Regions from separate parts of the Homo sapiens genome. Here region 2 is linked to region 1. The links are chromatin contacts, found by Hi-C or POLR2A ChIA-PET in ENCODE. All regions are on one chromosome and are shown on one strand. Each heading gives the region's core, a stretch centred on a gene start or an enhancer-like site at or near the end of the contact. The rest is flanking DNA. Distances are from core to core; before and after follow the strand shown. Region 1 holds the start of LINC01717 (long intergenic non-protein coding RNA 1717). Region 2 has its middle 120 kb from the start of LINC01696.

What was found. A loop is a pair of places that touch in the nucleus more often than their neighbours do. ChIA-PET counts read pairs that join two places held with the same protein, here RNA polymerase II (POLR2A). Pooled maps may share reads with other maps.
Region 2: a loop to region 1 is called in a map with no recorded cell type, with 2.3 times the contacts of the local background. The contact joins the enhancer-like site here to the promoter of LINC01717 in region 1. A Hi-C loop is called at or near these places in 6 of 37 single-sample maps with no recorded cell type and 4 of 50 pooled maps. POLR2A ChIA-PET finds 5 or more read pairs at or near these places in 1 of 52 experiments (H1).

The regions. Positions count from the first base shown.
Region 1 is chr1:208,725,942-208,731,715 of GRCh38, forward strand. LINC01717 (long intergenic non-protein coding RNA 1717) reads left to right here and starts at 2,747. Exons shown (of 4, transcript NR_146914.1): 1 at 2,747-2,793; 2 at 3,202-3,336; 3 at 3,877-4,134. LOC105372892 (a long non-coding RNA gene) reads right to left here and starts at 2,474. Exons shown (of 5, transcript XR_007066854.1): 1 at 2,382-2,474; 2 at 2,000-2,065. RefSeq lists an enhancer at 4,756-4,925.
Region 2 is chr1:209,203,770-209,209,543 of GRCh38, forward strand. No RefSeq gene overlaps it. Among named protein-coding and RNA genes, the nearest start is that of LINC01696, 120 kb to the right of the region's middle. RefSeq lists an enhancer at 4,121-4,180. Within about 2 kb of position 3,467, at least 4 of the 41 ENCODE cell types and tissues checked have a DNase peak (open chromatin) inside an H3K27ac peak, as active enhancers do.

The sequences.
Region 1 (5,774 bases), core at 1,497-3,996:
AGGTTTCTTTACGGTATAAGATGCAAAATTATCTGCTGATTTGGTGGCTGCTTATAAACACAGCAGCTTTGGTCTGAGTTCAAGATTTTCATCACATGTATAAATACCCATACAGTGTTCAGATTATGCCTGTATGTTTCTAAGTATGAGGGATCCATAGCCAAGATTCCTTAATTATAAGCTGTTTCATAAAGTTCCTTGTTTTTGTTTTCCTTCTAAGTGACAATAGCATTTTAGAGTGACTATTCACATTTATTCATTCAGCAGGCATTTATTGAGTGATTTCTGTTTCTAGGAACTCTGTTTAGATCTGGGAATAAATTTATTAACAACAGAGACACAGTTTTAGCCCTCATAGGGCAGGAAAGACAGACAAGGAAATTGCAACATGCTGTGTTACTTAGTATGATATGGATGTGCAGAGCACTAGAAAGATTCTAGAAGGGGCATCAGACACAGGTTTGGGGGTGGTCAGAAAAGGTTTCAAAGGAGGATCTACATACAAGCTGAGACATAAAGGGTAGATGATAATTGGTTAGGCAAAGAGAGAGTAGAAAACTATTTTAGGTGGGTATTAAAATGTGAAGAAGGGTCTGAAGGGCAGAAAGAGTCAAGCAGCAGCTTAAAAACTGAGGTTCGATATGTTGGGGGCATTGCGTTTGAGTATGGCCTGGGAAGAAATGAGACTGATGGAGATAGGCAGGAGTTGGTCTAATAAGAGAGTACATATCCTGTTAGGCGGTCTGTGTTCCATCCTATGAGTTTGAAAGATTTTAAGCAGGGTAGTGAAATGATCAGATTAGCTGCAATGTTGGAAATGGATTGGAATGTGACAAAACTAGTAGTAGTTAGGAGGCTATTGCAATAAACCAGACGCAAGTGGGAAATTTTGTGGCATAAAAGATTATGGCTTTTATTTTCTGCATGAACTGGAAAGAGAATATATGAGAATGAGATGAAAGGAGAGATGGTGTTCAAAGATTTGAGAATAGTAGGGAACAAATTGTAACTAGGGAAACAGAAGGATTGGTGGGCAATCCTGAGGGTCCCACTGGTGATGCAGAATATAAATTTATAGTGGCATCTGTATCATTGCATGATTTTCTTCATGATATTCAAAAGTACATATGTAATACGTTGCTAGTGGGCAGCTGAACTCATGGATCAAAAGACAGGAAGAAGAGATGGACAACGGAATCTAAACTGAATAAGAAGCTAAAAAAATACAAAATGGGGCTAAATGATAGGATGGAAATAGTGAGGTCCAGGATTCAAGACCTGAGATCAGACAACATGGAAGGATTAAGAGGAGGGCCAGCTAAAGGAATGCATAAGGCATTGATCTATCACAAAGGTTAGCACATCACTGATGACTTAAATGCCACTGGAAATACACTAGATAGACAAAAATTTTAAATTTTAGATTCTTTTCGGGGAGAATCCTAAATGCGTTTTGAACCTCTGCGAGTGAGAAGTCTGAAGGGTGAAAGGGATATAATCCATTTCTGCTTATTTCCTGTGTCTCTCCTTTGTCTTTTGGTCTCTTCCTGTCTGAGATGCTAATTACGGTTTATGAATCTACAGGGCCAGGGCTGGTACAGGGAAAAAAAGATAAGGGAGCAAGAAAAGTCTTACTGGACTAATATTATACTAAGATGACATTAGTGCTCTCTGAGCTTGGCAGATAGATAGATAGAATGGATGGATGGATGGATAGATAGATAGACAGACGGATGGATGGACAGACGGATGGATAGATAGACAGATGGATGGATGGACAGATGGATGGATAGACAGACGGAGAGATGGATGGATAGATGGATAGAGGGATGGATAGATAGATAGATAGATAGATAGATAGATAGATAGATAGATAGATAGATAATTGAGAGAGAGAGACATATATATCTATATATAATACTGATTCCTTCTTCCATGGGATGCTCGGTGGAATTTTCAAATATACCTCCTCCCCATCATAACACTGAGGATCTCTTACCTCCAGTTCTCTTAACATAGTCAAATGTATCTCCTCTTGTTAGCCAATTATGATTCCTTCCCTCATCTGTGAACATCCAAAGGTACACATTCAACCTCTTACTGCAGAGATCTCATTGCACCTCCAGGAGTCTCCTGGGAAATATCACCTATTGTTCATGTGGCCATATCTAGTTCATGAGCAAATGCACAATCTGGGTTGGCTGTGATAGCCATGGAGGTGTTCTACTCAGATTTCCCTTAAAAGAAACTGCTGTGACTAGCATAGCTGAGCTGCTGCAACTTTGTATTCATTGAGGAATTTATCCCAGGCCATGCTCTCCTGGGCTACTCCTGCACAAAGACTGAGCATGGCCAGGTTACTAGAAAAGAACCAGTACTACCTGATGCAGAATTTGTCTAATGGGCAACCTCAGCTCAAGGGCTCTCCATCGGCCTCGCTGAGGCTTTCTCAGAACTAAGCAGCAACCTCAGGCTCTTCCTACTAAATTCTTCCTTCTCTCTCTCCTTTCACAGGTATTAGACATGGGGGAAGGCTCTTGTTCTCTGTTCCTTTGTCCTTCATAGGTGGTTTTCCATAAATATCTTGCACATTTGAGCCCATCTTGGCATCTGCTTCTTGGAAGACCTTAATGCCATAGTTACTTCCCAACAGTAATTCTACTTATCCTTTAGAATTCACAGGCTCTACTGAATTCTTTTAGAATTCAATCCATTATGGACTCATTCTCCTTACCAAACTCTACAAATAATCTTCTGTCTTAAGAGCACCCAGGATGTGTTTTCATTGGTACGGTAAGACATGCAGACATGGAAATGACCATCATGGAGGAAGAAGTTTGTTATACTCACAGATTGCCAGACACAGGAGGCACAGTAGACCATGCAGGGCCACAGGGAAATACTAGGGTTTGTCAGAGGCAGAGGGAATGAAATGGAGAAGCAGCCAAGAGTCTTTATTGTGGTTTCTGCAGGAAAGAGCCATCAGGAAGGGTAAGCAGATTTAGGATTAATTAGTTTAAATGATTTCAGCAGGCTGGTGTGGAGAGGCTGTAGCTGTCTGGCCCAGGCATGATTAGGGCAGGGGAGTAGTGCCCCAGAAGATGAGAGTCTGATAAAGAAGGCACTTGAGGGCATGAGCTCTAGATTTGTGGGTTTGCGTATGCAAGGCATGGTCCTAATTGAATTGTTTGCTACCTCTAGGAATTAGCTAGCCCTGGGAAAGACAGTCCCTCCAGAGTTAGCAACACCCCAAGATGTCAAAGATAAAAATGCAAAAATTAAAACTCCATGATTAACACAACTTTGAAGTCCTTCTCACTTGTCTTTAGATGAAGGGTAAGTACTCTTCCACATCTATTCCATTATGTACATGTGAGTAAGGGTGATGGTGGGGGAGAGAAGCTCACAGCATTTCAACAAATTATCTCTCTATAAAAGTCCTTTTCAATTTCTTTTGGCCTCTCCAATCTCTTTTATAGACTGAATGTACAGGTAATAAAAATATGTTATTTTTTCCATGAAACTGATTCTTGGACAGCTTCTATGCAAATCCCACATATGTGGTCTAGAACTTCTCTTTGCTCTTGAGCCATACTTGACAGAGTCCCATTTTTATATCCTATTAACACAGCTTTACTCTTGATTTCCCTATATCAGGTATGCTGTTTTCCACTTCTTTGAAAATCTTGCCTATTTTCAAAGTTTCAACTAAAATGTCACTATATTTCTGAAGATTCCTTCAACTGCTCCAGCCAAATGTAATTTCACCTTCCTGCAAGTTCTCACAGATCTTTACTTCTCATTTTCATCTCTATATCAGCTTCTCTTAGCACTTGTACTGTTTGTAAGCTTGATTTTGTTTTGGTTTTGTATTAGGCAACATCATTGCAACAAGTCACACTTTGAGAACTCAAGAGAATATGTTTGTTCTGAAAATCCAGGAATTATTGCCAACCCATGGTTGTCTCCATATGTCTTGGGAAAAATAGGAAAAGGATTTTTTGAGTTGGTGATTTGAATCCAAGACACAAAGATTCAGGCTCTGGTAAAAAGATTGTATAGGCTATATTGGCTGACATAAAAGGTAAGAGCAAGAATGCAGAGGATTTCTATCAACATAAAGAAGAGTCAAAGGTATGCGACTTGTTTGAGTACAAAGATTCTGAAGCAGAGGTACTGCAACTCCTTAGCATTTGCAGAAGCAAAGACTTGACAGTGAAAATTAATTGTCATAAAAATTTTTAAGGTAAAATAAAAAGAATACTGGAACACTCATAAAGGCAAAATTGCTATTTTAAAGTTATCCTAAAAGATATCAAATATTTTGATAAAGAGCTAGAAATTCAGATAATATGGTATAGGTGTAGTGAAGGAAAAAAAGTCAATGCACTACAATTAAGAGTTTAGAAAGAGATCTAAGCATATCTGAGACCTTGATATATGATTAGAGAAGATATATAAAATCAGTTGGGACCGAAATGATGCTGAAACACTTGTCTTTTCATATAAAAAATAAAATCAAATTAGATTTTCATTTCAACCAAACTCAAAAACAAACTCCAAATGTCTATATGAATTAAATGTGAAAAAATATTTTAAAATATTAGAATACAATATAAGAATAAATAGCAAAAGCTTGAATAGGAAAGCATTCTTAACTACAATAATAAAATAGAAATCTTCAAAATTTCTGTGGACCAAAAGATACCATAAACAAAATTAAGTTATATCACAACCTAAGAGAAAACATTTACAGCATATATAGCAGGCAAAACATTAATATTCAAAATATAATAACTTTACAAATCAATTTAGAAAAAGACAAATAGGAAAATGAATGAAAGATACAAAAAGGCAATTCATAGAAGATGAAGCCCAAAGAGAAGATAAATATTTAAAAAGTCCCACCTACCTTTAATCAGAATTAAAATACTAACAAGATACTCTTTAGCCCCATCAGGTTGGCAAAGATATTTATGTCAAAGGTACCAAACTTTGGCAGGGAAAAGGAAAAATGATAACTCTCAAACACTGCTGGTAAAAATATAAATTGGCACAACTGTTTTGAAGTACAATTCAGAAATATCTAGTAAAATTGCATATTTGTATAACCTATGACCTGGAAATTCTACTTTTAAGTATATACCCCAGAGAAATTCTCCCTCATATGCAAAAGACGCTATCTTCAAAGATAGTCATTGAAGCATTGTTGGTTGTAGTATAAAAAAAAAAAAAACCAAAAAGTAGAAAAACTAAAATATCCATTAGGCAAAGAAAGGATAAATAAAGTGGTACGGGACATATTATACAGTAATTAAAAGAGATAAGGTAGATTATACCTATCTACCTATCTATATAAAATGATGCAGATCTGCTCATCATAATATTGACAGAAAAAGCAAATTTCAGTATGATGTTTAATGTATGATATAAATTTTATAAACTAAAAATTCAGTATGATGCTGTATATTTTTTATGAATAGATTCACATGCAGTTAAGGTTAAAAATATGGATTTGATACATACATATCACTGTCACATTCACTGTCACGTTCATGATAGTGTCAACTTCTGTAAAGAAAGGAAGGACATTGGAAGACCAGGAGAACTGAGAAGACTTTAATTTTAGCAGTGACATATTCTTTTAAAAATAAATTTCTTAATCAAATGTGAAAAATATTTTAGTGGTAAGCACAAAAGTGTTATTGTATCACATTCAATTTTTTATATTTAACTTTTTAAAACAATAACTTTAAAAGCTAGGAAGAAAAAGG
Region 2 (5,774 bases), core at 2,217-4,716, 480 kb after region 1:
TGGCGGGGGGGCGGATTTGGGGGGATTGAGGGTAAGAGAATTGAAAATCCACTTGTCTGAGATTATTTTCATCTGTCTCGCAGTTTTATAACTCTTTCTGAAAAGGTCTGATTCCTTTTATTAACAATTGTGAAGGCTTTTCTCCCAGGCTGAATTTAAGAGGCCAACTCTGCATAGGCAGATAGTGATACATTGCAGAGCTCATCGTTTTCTGTTGTGAACTACAAATGGCACACGTTTGTATTTCATAAAATCAGCATAAAAGCAAAAAATGTATTGGCTTGGAGAGTGAGTTTGTCCATCAATGTAATATTCCTATTAGTGCAGCTCTTCAGCTGTGGAAAAAAACCACATTGTATTCCAATAATTAAATAGAGCAGGTGAGTGTTAGGACTTCCACATTAGAAACTCTCTAGTTACACATTGCATATATTTTATTATAGGGCTGGAGGGAAATGAATTTTGCATAATTTTCCGAAAATCCTCACTGCATGTGGAGGCTACAGAAAGCCATGGCTGTTCCCTTAGACTGATGTTTAATCAAGTCCCTTCCTCTCCAACCGGCCACTGAGATGATGCTGTTCAGTCTCCCTGGGTCACCCACTGTCCCAGGCCTCTCAGTGCCAGTCTCAGATACCTCTGGTAACATGACTTGCTATTTCAGAATGCAAGTTGCATAGCAGGTGCAAATTCTGTGATGGAACTTGCAGAATGGACAGAGCAAAATCTCACCAGTTTCATTTCATCTGTGCCCAAAGCAGACTTTATAAAGCAATAAAGACTGAATGTCTAAGGACTTAAAAGAAATGTGCTGTGTTATCATCAATTTATGAAACTCCCACAAGGAAGCAGGCATGATACAAAACATACAAATTGTATCGTTGTTGCCTCTGGAAGTTTAAATGGCAAAGTACAAAATGTTGAAATTGGATATTACTTCTGTCTCACCTCTTTCCTCTCTCTCCCTAACCTTTTTTTAAATTTTCTCTTTTGCCTTTGAGTTTGAAGGGTTCCCTCTGGCGACTAGAGCTTGGCGAAGACTCTGAGTGTAATATCGTAGAAGACACCGAGGTGTGAGCCACTTCTAAATACTGGGTCGGGGCTAGGGCCACGAGAGGGGAGTGGCGAGAAGTGTGTGTGTGTGTGTGTGTGTGTGTGTGTGTGTGTTGAACAAAGGGGTGCAAGTTAAATGGGGCTAAAAAAGAAGGAAAACAGATGGAGATATTGACTAGGCTGTGTTCACTTTGTTTCTGCGATACATCCTCCCTCCCTACCTCCACATTACCATCCAACCCTTTGGGAATTACTGGCCACAAGGACCTTTCCCTGCTTTTGGACATAAGCCTCATACTCATTGCACAAACTCTCCTCTGTGTTTAGAATGTGTCAGGCATTACGGAAGCAAGGATGACAAGGGCATGGCTCCCACTCTTGACAAGATCCTAATCGTGTGCTGAAGACAATTCTGCCATCCCAGTACAGAAGAACATGTTCTACAAGGACTGAGCGAAGTGCTAAGGGAACAAATGCATCTGTTCTGAGTGTCTGGGGCAGCTTCAGAGGACAGGGGACATCTTATAAAAGGCTGAAGGAGATAAAGAAATTCTGTAGAATTCTGGGCAGAGAAGACATACACGTAGTACAAAAGCAGAAAATTGCTCAGCCTGTTTTGAGCGATGATAAATTCTGTTGAAGAATATTGAAAATAAGAGTTGTAAAAGTTGGTTTTACAACTGTTTTACAACAGTTGATCTTACTGTCAATTGCTTTATATGCTACAGTTAGCCGAGTCCTTTTAATTGCAAGTAACAATACCCAGGCTGGAGCTCAGGTTTGGGACAGGGAGAGTTGTTCTCATTGTTAAGAAAAACTATTATAGAAGTGCTAAGATGTCTCACAGGACTCAGGAAGAAGGATACAGTTAGGCTTCAGAAACAACTGGAAGCAGGCCGGGCATGGTGGCTCACGCCTGTAATCCCAGCACTTTGGGAGGCTGAGGCGGGTGGATCACAAGGTCAGGAGATCGAGACCATCCTGGCCAACATGGTGAAACCCTGTCTCTACTAAAAATGCAAAAAAAAAAAAAAAAAATTAGTTGGGCATGGTGGCGGGCGCCGGTAGTCCCAGCTACTTGGGAGGCTGAGGCAGGAGAATGGTGTGAACCCAGGAGGCAGAGCTTGTAGTGAGCAGAGGTAGCACCACTGCACTCCAGCCCGGGCGACAGAGCGGGACTCCGTCTCAAAAAAAAAAAAGGAAAAAACTGGAAGCAGAGACTTGCATATTGTCAGTAATCCAGTCATCTAGATATCACAAATTTCTGCTCCTCTCTCTCTCTCTCTCTGCCTGTCTTTTTCTCTGCATGATATGTACGTGTGTTGTTTAAATGCTTTCTCATTTACTTTTCTTGTCCACAAAATGAGAAACATGGCTGCCAACGCACCCTGGCTTTCAGTCTTACATTCAAGGAATGCAAAGAGAAAGTGACTTCTTTTTACCCATTTCAGTGCCAAAATTCCCAGGGAAGAATTTAACTCAACTTAGGTTATGTCAGGTATCTATGGAACAATCTGCTATGGACATGGGGCATTACAATGTTCAAACCAGCATGGGTCCTTTGCCAAGTCCTCAACCAATATAAGAAAACTGGGCACTGGGGGAGGGATGTCTTCATGCAGCTACTATTCTGCAGCCTATGGATAGACAGAGGGTCAAATCCTCAAATTAAAAAAAAAAAAAGATAGTGCTGAGCAGACAGTTCTATAGGAGCCCACTCCACCATGAGCTCCATTCAAAGCCACAGGGAAATATTACCAGCTTCAAGGAGACAATGACATGGTCTGATCCAATCTGTCCCCAAGATACGGACAACAATCTACTTCGGAATTTACCATAGCATCTAATAATTTTATTGTCAGCAAGTGTTTCTTTATATCTGACCTGTCATATCTACACTTCCTTTAGAGAATATGAAATATTCTCCTCATGACCACAGACTCAAAGACAACTAGTAAGTATTTCTAAAATGTGTCCCCTATAATCAAGCACTGACAAAAAGACTGCCACGTAGTGAGTATTCGGCTAGGTTCTAGGTTTTTAATAGCAACTAAGATCCAGTCCATGCTGACAAGGAGTTTGAAGTCTGGGACCTAGCAAGACGGCAAAGACAAATCAAACCTCCACCAACTAGCCAGCAGAGCATTTGGTTATGTTTCTCTGTCCCCTTCTGAAGACCCAGCTCTGTGAGAACTCGGAGGATGCAAAGACTGCCTCTCCCACTGCCCTCCCCATCCCTGACCTCCAGATGTTTGGGTGCCAGCAGGTTTGAACCCAAGATAGGCAACTCTGCACCGAGAGCTCCTCTCCCACTCGCTGGTGTGCAGTTCAGTCACAAAAGAAGCCCTCTAGTTCACAGGCTGCTGAGCCCTGACAAGGAGGAAGCAGAGGGCTTCAGGCCGAGCACAGCCAGCCCACGAGACTCTGTGAATCCACTCCATGGATGCTTGCTTGCCCAGAGGAAGTTGGTACCCTGAGTCTATCATGCCCTTCCTGGTGACCGAGCCTCAGCACTTCCTGAAAGAGTGAGCAGCCTGAGAATCAGGACACCTTGGCTCTCACCCACAGGGAGGAAAAGAGGCAGATAAATACTCCTGGGAATCAGAGAATCGAGCTTAGAAGCTCCACGATCTGCCGGATCAGCTGAGCTAGGCAGAAACTACCATTGCTGGAAACCAGGGCCAGAAAAGGAACATGTGGGTGGCACACGCATGAACATCTGGTGCTTCTGCTGTGACTGGTGACTCTTCCACTCCTCGTTGGGGGGGACACAGGGCCAGGAGACTGGTCCTACCACTTCAACCCCAGCTGTAACCCTAAACCCCCAGCCGAGTTAAACCCCAAATCATTACTCTGGAGGCTTGGGGAACGGAGGCAGGAGTTGGCATTATTTTTCCACGCAAGTCGGAGCCTGAAAGCTTTGTTTCAGCATAGGCGGAAGCCTCCACTCCAGGGCTTGGGGTGGGCTCGGGAGGCCGCCCGCCGTCGGCCTGACTCACAGCGAGCTCGGCGCTCCCTCTTGTGGCTTCTGTGTTCCCCGTCAGCCTCGGGAAGCTGCCGGCCACCACATACAAATGGACTCCGCGTAGTTAAGCTGTCAGGTCTAATGTATTTATTTGACTCTCTCCTGTTAAAATGATTTCTCTACAGCACTGCGGTTATTTACGACTATTGTCAGTACAAGGCGATGAGAAGGCAGCAGCAGAGGAAAACAACAACAGCTGAAGGAAAAGTTCTGTCTGGGAGGGCTGGGTGGCTGGGTGGCTGGGTCCCGGGCTTTCCCGCGGCTGCAGCGGCTGTGTGTTTACTTTATCTGCAGCGGGGGCTTCGGAGCTCATCCATCCATAATGCAGAGCCCATTGCCCTCAGCCCGCAGTTCACGGCCAGCCCCAGTGAGCGCCCTTGCGGAGGAGCTGTGGCCCGGGGAGGACACCCCCAGCTCTTTTGAGCGCTAAACATTTTCACAGAGACCCCGCGAATGGGCTTTTGGCTTTTCTAGGGTCCAGATCGAGTTCTTTCTTATACAGAACCTGGGACCCAGATGTCGTCCCATGGTTTGTCATTTTGGGTACTGTTTGCCAGAATGCCGTCCCTGGGTAGCAGCATCCACGTCACCTAAGAATTTGTTAGAAATGCATACTCTCAGGTCCCACCCCAGGTTGAAAGAATGGAAGTTCCAGGGATGGAGCCCAGTCATCTGCCTTGTAACAAGCCCTCCAAGAGATTCTGATGTGGGCAAGTGTGAGAATCACAGACCTAGAGAGTTAAGCCCCAGGACAGACCTTGAAGTGAGTTTCCACAGAGAAATGACCCAATACTCCTGCACCCCAGTCTCTTCCTTCTTTTAAAGGTTCCTAGAGGCCAGGTGAGTCCCAACCTCCCCTGGAGCTGATTTGGAAAATGATCCGCTCTGACCTGCAGTAGCATGGAACAGGAGTGATCTGAGAGAAGCAGGATAAGGTAGTGGTTAATGACACAGGTCCTGCAGTCAGTCTGTGTGCAAATTTAGATGACTCCACTTACTGCTCCTGTGATCTTGGGGAAATGACTTAATCTCTGTAAAATGAACATGAGATAGCTTTATAGGGTTATTATGACTAGATGAATTCATTCAGAAAAATTCTTTGAAGAGTGGCTGACATGTAGTGTTAATAAATGCTAACTGTGATTCCATTTTGTAATATTGGCTTCCATGTCCATCTCCAAGTCTCAGTCATCACTCAAAGCTGCAGGTTCATGGATAGATCACTTGTTATCAGAAGACCTGTGTTTATATGTAGCCTGGGCTGCTTATAAGCTACAGCACTTGGTGTAAGCCACTTAGCTTCTCTGTGCCTCAAATTTCTCATCTAAAAATCAATACCTATCTCAAGTTTTCATATAAATTATCCCATTTACTCCTCGCACAAGCATTTGTGCTAGGAAAAACAGGTCTCTCACGATGCTCATTATACAAATGAATCAACTAGGACTCAGAGAGGCCAAGTCATGTATTCAAGGTCACACAGCAAGTAGACGGTGAAATCAAGACAGGAATCCATTTCATCTGAGTCCAGGTCTAATAAATTTTTATGAGATAATGCCTGTGAGGGCACTATACAAATGATGGTTATTATTGTTGTTATTTTGGAGGGGCAATCAGAAGAAAACATCCCATTTTCTGAATGTGAATTCAGGAAATTAAAATAACAAACCATAAAGTCCTTCTGAAAAAAAAAAAT